Linked DNA regions of Homo sapiens: region 2 is linked to region 1. Evidence: chromatin contacts called from ENCODE Hi-C or POLR2A ChIA-PET data. All regions are on one chromosome and are shown on one strand. The core of a region is the stretch at or near the end of the contact, and the rest is flanking DNA. Distances in the headings are between cores, read along the strand shown.

Region 1 (3,586 bases), core at 421-2,920:
CTATGTTTCCAGCCTCACCTAGGACTGTTCCTTTAGTCATGATGGCCTTCTTATTCCTCAAATGTAACATGTTTATTCCTGCCTTGAGCCTGTATATTGGCTGTGCCCTCTGCCTAGAAGGCTGTCACCCCAGATCTTCTCATAGCCACTTCATCCTTGCTATTTCTAGGTCTTTTTTTCTGGAAGAAGTTTTCTCTAACCAATCAGAAACCTCTTTCTCGTTTTGTTTTGGTTGTTTTGTTTTTGTTTTTGTTTGAGGCGGAGTCTCGCTCTGTCGCCCAGGCTGGAGTGCAGTGGTGGGATCTCGGCTCACTGCAAGCTCCACCTCCCGGGTTCAAGCGATTCTCCTGCCTCAGCCTCCCGAGTAGCTGGGACTACAGGCATGCGCCACCATGTCCAGCTAATTTTTGTATTTTTACTAGAGACGGGGTTTCACCATTTTGGCCAGGCTGGTCTCGAACTCCTAACCTCAGGTGATCCACCTGCCTCAGCCTCCCAAAATGTTGGAATTACAGGCATGAGCCATTGCGCCTGGCTTCCCCTGTCACTATCCCATCACTTTGTTTTACCTTCTTCATAGCAGTGGTCACTCTGAAGTTATGTATTTACAAGCCTATGTGCTTCCCTCCAGCTGAGGGAAGGTCCTGAGAGCAGCCTTGTCTGTCTCGCTATCGCTATATCTCATGCGATATGCCTTATACACAGTAGGCCTTCAGTATTTATTAAATGAATTAAAAGTTAAGGGGTGAGGAGATCTGTGAGGAACCGGCTATACCTAGTTCTGGAGTTCTGGTTTGAGACTTACTGTCTTAGGCATGCATGCATCCACTTATCTTTTTTTTTGGGGGGGGGCGAGGGGGGATGGAGTTTCACTTTTGTTGCCCAGGCTGGAGTGCAAAGGCAGGATCTCGACTCACCGATCTCGGCTCACCGCAACCTCCGCCGCCCGTGTTCAAGCGATTCTTCTGCCTCAGCCTCCCGAGTAGCTGAGATTACATGCATGCGCCACCACGCCCGGCTAATTTTTTTGTATTTTTAGTAGAGACAGGGTTTCTCCATGTTGGTCAGGCTGGTCTTGAACTCTCGACCTCGGGCGATCCGCCCGCCTTGGCCTCCCAAAGTGCTGGGATTAGAAGCGTGAGCCACCGCGCCCGGGCCCCACTTATTCCGCATTCAACCCATTTATTAAACCACTACCTTGCAACTGGACGCTAAGGTTATAGGGAGGAATCAGAACTGGATGCTGTCCTTCTCTCGAGATCAGTTTAGTAGACTCAGTGACAGCAGTTGTGCTTCTCAAGAAACACTGAAGGGCCATGTTGAGGTCATTCTCCTCCAGGGATCCAGAGTCAGACCCACCCTCTTTCCCCAGACCATTTCTGGGGACCAAAGCAATCCCTGCATTCCACTCTTCCTGGACTGCAGAGGAGTCGCCGATCCCACTTGGGTCCGGAGTCAGGGCCTTCAGGGGTCCGGGAACGCCGCCATCCCGGTGAATCTCCCCTTCCGTTTCTAGGGACCCGGGACCGGAGCGCCGCGGCCCGGCCAGTGGGCGGGAAACCCTGCCATCTGCCGCGACGCCGGCGCCTCTCCGCGGCGGCCGGGGGCGGGGCGCGCCGGGGCGGGGCCGCGCCGGGCCGGAGGAGGGGAGCGGGCCCGGACGAAGCCCTGGGCCGGGAGGGCCGCGGCCACCGGAAGAGTCGCGGTCGCCAGTCCAGTCGGGAGAGTGGGGAGCGGAAGCGGCGGCCGCGGCGGCGGCGGGCGGCGCTGGGACCCGGTAGCGGCCGGAGAACAAGGGAGCTGGCGCCGCCAGCAGCCGCCGAGCTGGGTTGAGCCGCTGGGCCGCGCCGCGCGCCGCCGCCGTCTGGGAGGCTCGGCCCGGCCGCCCGAGCAGGCCGCGCGCGGGCCGCCGGGCCCGAGGCCAGAGCCATGGGCGAGACCAAGATCATCTACCACTTGGATGGGCAGGAGACGCCGTACCTTGTGAAGCTGCCCCTGCCCGCCGAGCGCGTCACCTTGGCGGACTTTAAGGGCGTTTTGCAGCGACCCAGCTATAAGTTCTTCTTCAAGTCTATGGACGACGATTTCGGGTGAGGATGGCCCCCGCCCCGCCTCCGGGAGCCCCGGCCGCTCTGGCTTCTAAGGGATGACGCGGTCCGTTTCGACTTGCCTCGCTACACCGGCTCCTAGCCCCGCTCTGACTTCTAGGGGCGACTCGGCCCATTTGGGCCCCTTTGGTTCCAGCCCCAGTAGCAACTCCCGTTTACCTCTGAAGAGGGGACGTTGGCCTCCCTTGTTTAAGGGGACGTCCAATTCCCCACTAGCAATCAGAGTTCCTGCCGGTGCGGTCCCCTTACCTCTTCAGAGACCAGTGGCCCACAGAGACAGACACACCCCCCCTCCACCTAGTTTCAGAGCCCGAGTCCCCCATCCTCCTCCTGCCGAGGAGCCAGAGCCACCTTTTTCCGCACAGACTTGGGTCGTGTGGCCCTCGTTCTTCGCCCCCTTCATCTTTTCAGCAGCACAGCTCCCAGCCATATTTGGAGTATGCTGCATCTGAGGGCTCTGCTGGGACTTTGAGCTGGGGGAGGGGTGTCGGGGGTGCTCGGGCGCCTGGCCGCGAGCGGGGTCTGCAGATCTGATGTTTATCTAGCTGCCTGCCCTCTCCTTTGTGGGCTGTTGTGGGTGTTGTCACCGGAACAGAGAGCCTGACCCCTGCGGAGTAGTCCTCACTGACCCAGGTGCTGATCTTTCCTCCAATTCGGGCTTTTTTCCTCCAGTTGGTGGCCAGTGGAGAGACGTTAGGAAGGGCCTGGGGCCTGGGTGGGATAGCCAGGAAGAGTTTCTTGGTGTTCTCTATCTTCCCCTCCCTGGTGGGGTCTTCCCTTCCACCCAGCTGCAGAGATCTGGACAGGCACAGTTTGGAAGCAGTCACTTTCCCTTTAAGAGGGGATGGAATGTTGGAGCCGGAAGGTTCTGAAGCAGCTGGCCTGGGAAGAGGGGGGCCTGGCTGATCCCCCTCGAACCCCCCCAACTCCCAGGAGACTGGGGGAGGGGGAGGCGCCCACACTTGCCTGCCGCCTCACTAACTGGGCGCTGGGCCTGGAGGCGGTGGGGAAGGCCCCTCCAGGCCTGAAGGCTGCCTCTCCAGCCCTAGCCTGAGGCCTGCACTGCTCTTTGGAGCTGAGGCCCCACAGCCAAGAGGAGACATTCTTCTCCCCAGTGTTCATCTGTCTGGCTTCTCTCCCAAGCCCCTGGCCCACCTAGCACTAGGAAGCAAGCACCTTCTGTCTAATGCCTGGCATGTTTTGCTGTCACCTTCTGCCCTGGAACTCAGGGTTGGATGAGCCCCTGAAATCATGTGTGTGAGAGTGCTTTGTACAGTGGGCAGTGCTTTGTAGATTCTAACTATTCTTGTTTCTGTTGTTGTTCCTGCCCTGGGGTGGGGTGCTCCTGGTGTGATAATGATTGTCTGCCTTCAGCCCAGAGACAGACACCTCTAATTGGAAGATTCTGAGGAGGGATGGATCTAGAAGGGGTCTGGGTGAGGGGGTGGATACTTTGGCCTGGCAAGAGAAGAATAGGG
Region 2 (3,718 bases), core at 56-2,555, 240 kb before region 1:
TTCTACCCAGGCCTTCAGTCTCCAAATTCAGTGTTCTCTTTCCACAGCTGCCTCCCAGCTGTGACAGGCTGGCATTCTCACAAGGAAGGTTCCTATAGGCTAAGAGAACACACACACGAGGAAGCAGAGCTAGTCACACTTCCAAAGGTTCCGGCCTGGCCTCAGAGGCCTCCGTGTGGCTCAGGCTGCCCCCGGGCCTGGCGTGTGCTTCCCGCCTGAGGCTGCCCCAGGGCCTCAGAGCTGGTGTATTCTTTCTTCTCCTCCCTTGTCTGTCTGCAGACCCCATCCAGGGGAGAGCCCCTTCCATGGCCCTTGGAGAAACAGTGGTTAAGGAATGCTGGATCAACAGCTTTAGCCATGGGCCTGTGCCCAGGCAGGGGCCGTTTCCCATAGCAGACTGACCCTCACTGTAGATCCCGCAACACCCCCTCCTGTGGATAGATCTCAGAACAAAAGAACACCCCTTTCCCCTTCTAGAGCGACCCAAACCCAGTACCCACTCCACACTCAGTGCCTGGAAGTTGCTCCGCCCCACACCCCCACTCCAGCAAGGTAGGCCCACCCCCTACTTCTCCCTGACTAGGAAAGGGAGGAGATAAAAATAAGGAGCTACAGAGACCACTAGAGGTGGAAGGAATGAGAACTAGGCAGAAGAGACCCCCCTCCAGTTACCTCCATGCACCTGAACACAGAAGGAGAATTCCATTCCTTGCGGTTGTGTTTAACTTGTCCAATGTGTCCCAGTGCCCATGGGAGTGAATGGGAACAAATACAGGGGGCTTGCCTGCCTCTAGACATTATGTGAAGGCCCCAAAGGACAGGAGCTATTTCTGGGGAGGGCTGGGAGACCCAGGATCCTCTAACTGAAGGAGGGGCAGACTCAGGGACCACATCCAGGCAAGCCAGGGCACGGGCCAGCGCTAGAGGACATAGCCCTGCTTTGCATATTTTATTATCAATAGTTCCTTCTTTCACTCTTGGTGTGACTCTATGACCAGTGGTTCTGCACATCCCCAGGTTTCGTAGATGAAGAAAGGATGACGTGCTGCCTGACAGCTTGCAATGAACTCAGCATCTAGAATTTTGCAGAGTGTTCCAGTGGAGTTCCCACGGGGAGCTGCTTTCCTTCAAGCCCAGCTTTGAGTAAGGGGAGCGGGGCAGTGGGACTCGCCACTGCCATGCTGTGCTCCAGCCAGGATGATCTCAGGGCACAGGGAGAGGCTTCGTGTCCGAAGAGTGTGGCAAAGGGCAGCCAACATCCTCCCCCTCCCTGCCCCCAACACACACACCCACAATCGCACCCCATCAAGGGCAGTAGAATTAGCCATCCAACCAGAATGATGTCTTTATTGTTCCCAGGATATTCATCTTATCCGAGAATGATTCATGGCAGCTATTATTTAAAATATTAAAAATATTCAAGGCTGGGCACAGTGACTCATGCCTGTAATCCCAGCACTTTGGGAGGCCGAGGCAGGTGGATCACCTGAGGTCAGGAGTTCGAGACCAGCCTGGCCGACATGGCAAAATCCCATCTCTACTGAAAATAAAGAAATTAGCCAGGCGTGGTGGCACGGGCCTGTAATCCCAGCTACATGGGAGGCTGAGGCAGAATTGCTTGAACTCGGGAGGTGGAGGTTGCAGTGAGCTAAAATCGTGCCACTGCACTCCAGCCTGGGAGACAGAGCGAGACTCCATTTCAATAAATGAATAAATAAATAATATTCAAGACGGTCAAAAGGAAAGATCAAAATATTATGAAGGATGAGGGAAACAAGCTGAGATAAACATACAGGGCCCTGAGCTTCCTGTCGGCTAAAATAAGAAGGAGGAAACAATGTGTTCCAGAATCCTCACTGAGAAGCAGAGAATTTTCCCGAGATCAGATTCTGAAAGGGATTTCTTGTGTGGACACAACTGCCAACAGAGATTTTTTTTTTTTTTTTTTTTTTTTTTTTTGAGACAGAGTTTCACTCTTGTTGCCCAGGCTGGAGTGCAGTGGCACAATCAACTCACTGCAACCTCTATTTTCCGGTTTCAAGTGGTTCTCCTGCCTCAGCCTCCCAAGTAGCTGGGATTACAGGTGCCTGCCCCCACGCCTGGCTAATTTTTGTATTTTGTATTTTCAGTAGAGACAGGGTTTCACCATGTTGGCCAGGCTGGTCTCGAACTCCTGACCTCATGATCTGCCCACCTTGGCTTCCCAAAGTGCTGGGTTACAGGTGTGAGCCACCACGCCTGGCCTGCCAACAGAGATTTTATGGAAGATGAAGTAGCAGGTTTCTTCATGTGCCCATTTCCGAGAGTGACTCCAGGACTCGCCAAGGGTATTGAAACTGAAGGAGTGGTAGTCTTTCTCCAAGTACAACACGGCTCGGCTGGGGATTGAAGGGTAGAACCTGATCATACGTAGGCATGGCGGGATGGCATGTATGTTCCCAAGGTGTCACTTCTCTTAGCCAAACATTGTTTTGCTTATTATCTAAGTATGAATGCCAGCGATTATATCAAATGGTAGGTGGCTGGGATCCAGCCCCTGTATTTTGATCAGCTGTCAGGATCCCAGAGAAAATATACACAGAGGCTGCTCTAGCAAAACCTTTCTGTTGACGACTTCACGCCTTTGGCACTGAGAGGCAGCGTGGTGGGCTAGTCCGGAGAGTCTGGTGCCTGAAGACTCCTGTGGCTGGAGGAGTTGCCCAGGGCCCAGAAACTAGCAGCCCCAGGCCCACATCCTTATTACAATGGACCTTTAGATCTTACCACATCCTAGGAAAGGAAGGGAGATCGGAGATAGGGAATACCAAGGACAAGAGAGAAAGGGTGTCTCTGAATAACCCAGGGCAGGACTGGCCAGGTGCCATCCCTGGACTCCTAGGTCATGACCGAGAAACTCAGAGGAGGAGAAAGGGTGAGAAAAAGTGAGCAAGTTACTTAAAGTTTCTCTTCTCCTTTGGACTATAATCTCCCTGTGTCTTGTTTCTGGTCTCCTGTGCCCAGCAGAAGGTATGGGACCTAGTGACTGTTCAATAAATAGTTTTTGGGAAAAGAGCCCGAGGGGGCTGGAGTCCAGGTATTGGGAGGCTGAGGGAAGAGGCAGTTGGATCAGTAAGTCTGGAAGAAGTGGGGAGCTAAAGTTCCCGGAGGGCAGGCCACTCTCAGAGGCCCATGGGAATGACATCAGATGGAGACTCCCAGAGTGGGCCTCACGGCACCTTTTTTCTCACCAGTGGTCAGAATGGCCCCAGGACTGCAGCCCACCAGATTCTTTGTCAAGGACACAAAAAATGAGTCAGAGAAGTCTCCCCCAGCCCCTAGCCCCGTGAACCAACCATTCCAGGCAACGTCAGTATCTCTGCCCCAACAGGTGTGTGCCCACGGTCCTAACTGCCTGGTGCTGGCCTGTCCTAGCTGGGTATGGAGCTCCCCTTTGAGAACAGGGCTGTGCCAGGTCTGCGGGAGACCAAGTACTAGCTCTGATGGTTCTCACTTGGACAGCAGCCAGCTTAGTCCTCCTAAGCTGAGTCCACCTGAGCAGGTAGAAGGGAGTTTGCCTGAGCCAAGGAAGAATGCTGAATTCAGGCCACAGGCAGAAAGAAACAGGACACAGAAAAGATTCCAGGAAAAGAGGAAATCTGCTCCCAGTACACACCACCTCCCTAGTGGAAGCAAAGAGGAAGAGGCAGAGTTCTAGAGCCATGTCCCAAATGAGGTGAGC

What was found. A loop is a pair of places that touch in the nucleus more often than their neighbours do. ChIA-PET counts read pairs that join two places held with the same protein, here RNA polymerase II (POLR2A). Pooled maps may share reads with other maps.
Region 2: a pooled map shows a loop between it and region 1 (2.8-fold over the local background). The contact joins the enhancer-like site here to the promoter of DVL3 in region 1. A Hi-C loop is called at or near these places in 1 of 168 maps with a recorded cell type or tissue (heart right ventricle) and 2 of 50 pooled maps. POLR2A ChIA-PET finds 5 or more read pairs at or near these places in 3 of 52 experiments (GM10248, HEK293 and Panc1).

The regions. Positions count from the first base shown.
Region 1 is chr3:184,153,707-184,157,292 of GRCh38, forward strand. It overlaps DVL3 (dishevelled segment polarity protein 3), which reads left to right and starts at 1,671. Exons shown (of 15, transcript NM_004423.4): 1 at 1,671-2,090. The coding sequence starts at 1,930. RefSeq lists a silencer at 1,568-1,917 and enhancers at 2,255-3,132, 3,133-3,586.
Region 2 is chr3:183,914,491-183,918,208 of GRCh38, forward strand. No RefSeq gene overlaps it. Among named protein-coding and RNA genes, the nearest start is that of MIR4448, 30 kb to the left of the region's middle. Within about 2 kb of position 1,306, at least 2 of the 41 ENCODE cell types and tissues checked have a DNase peak (open chromatin) inside an H3K27ac peak, as active enhancers do.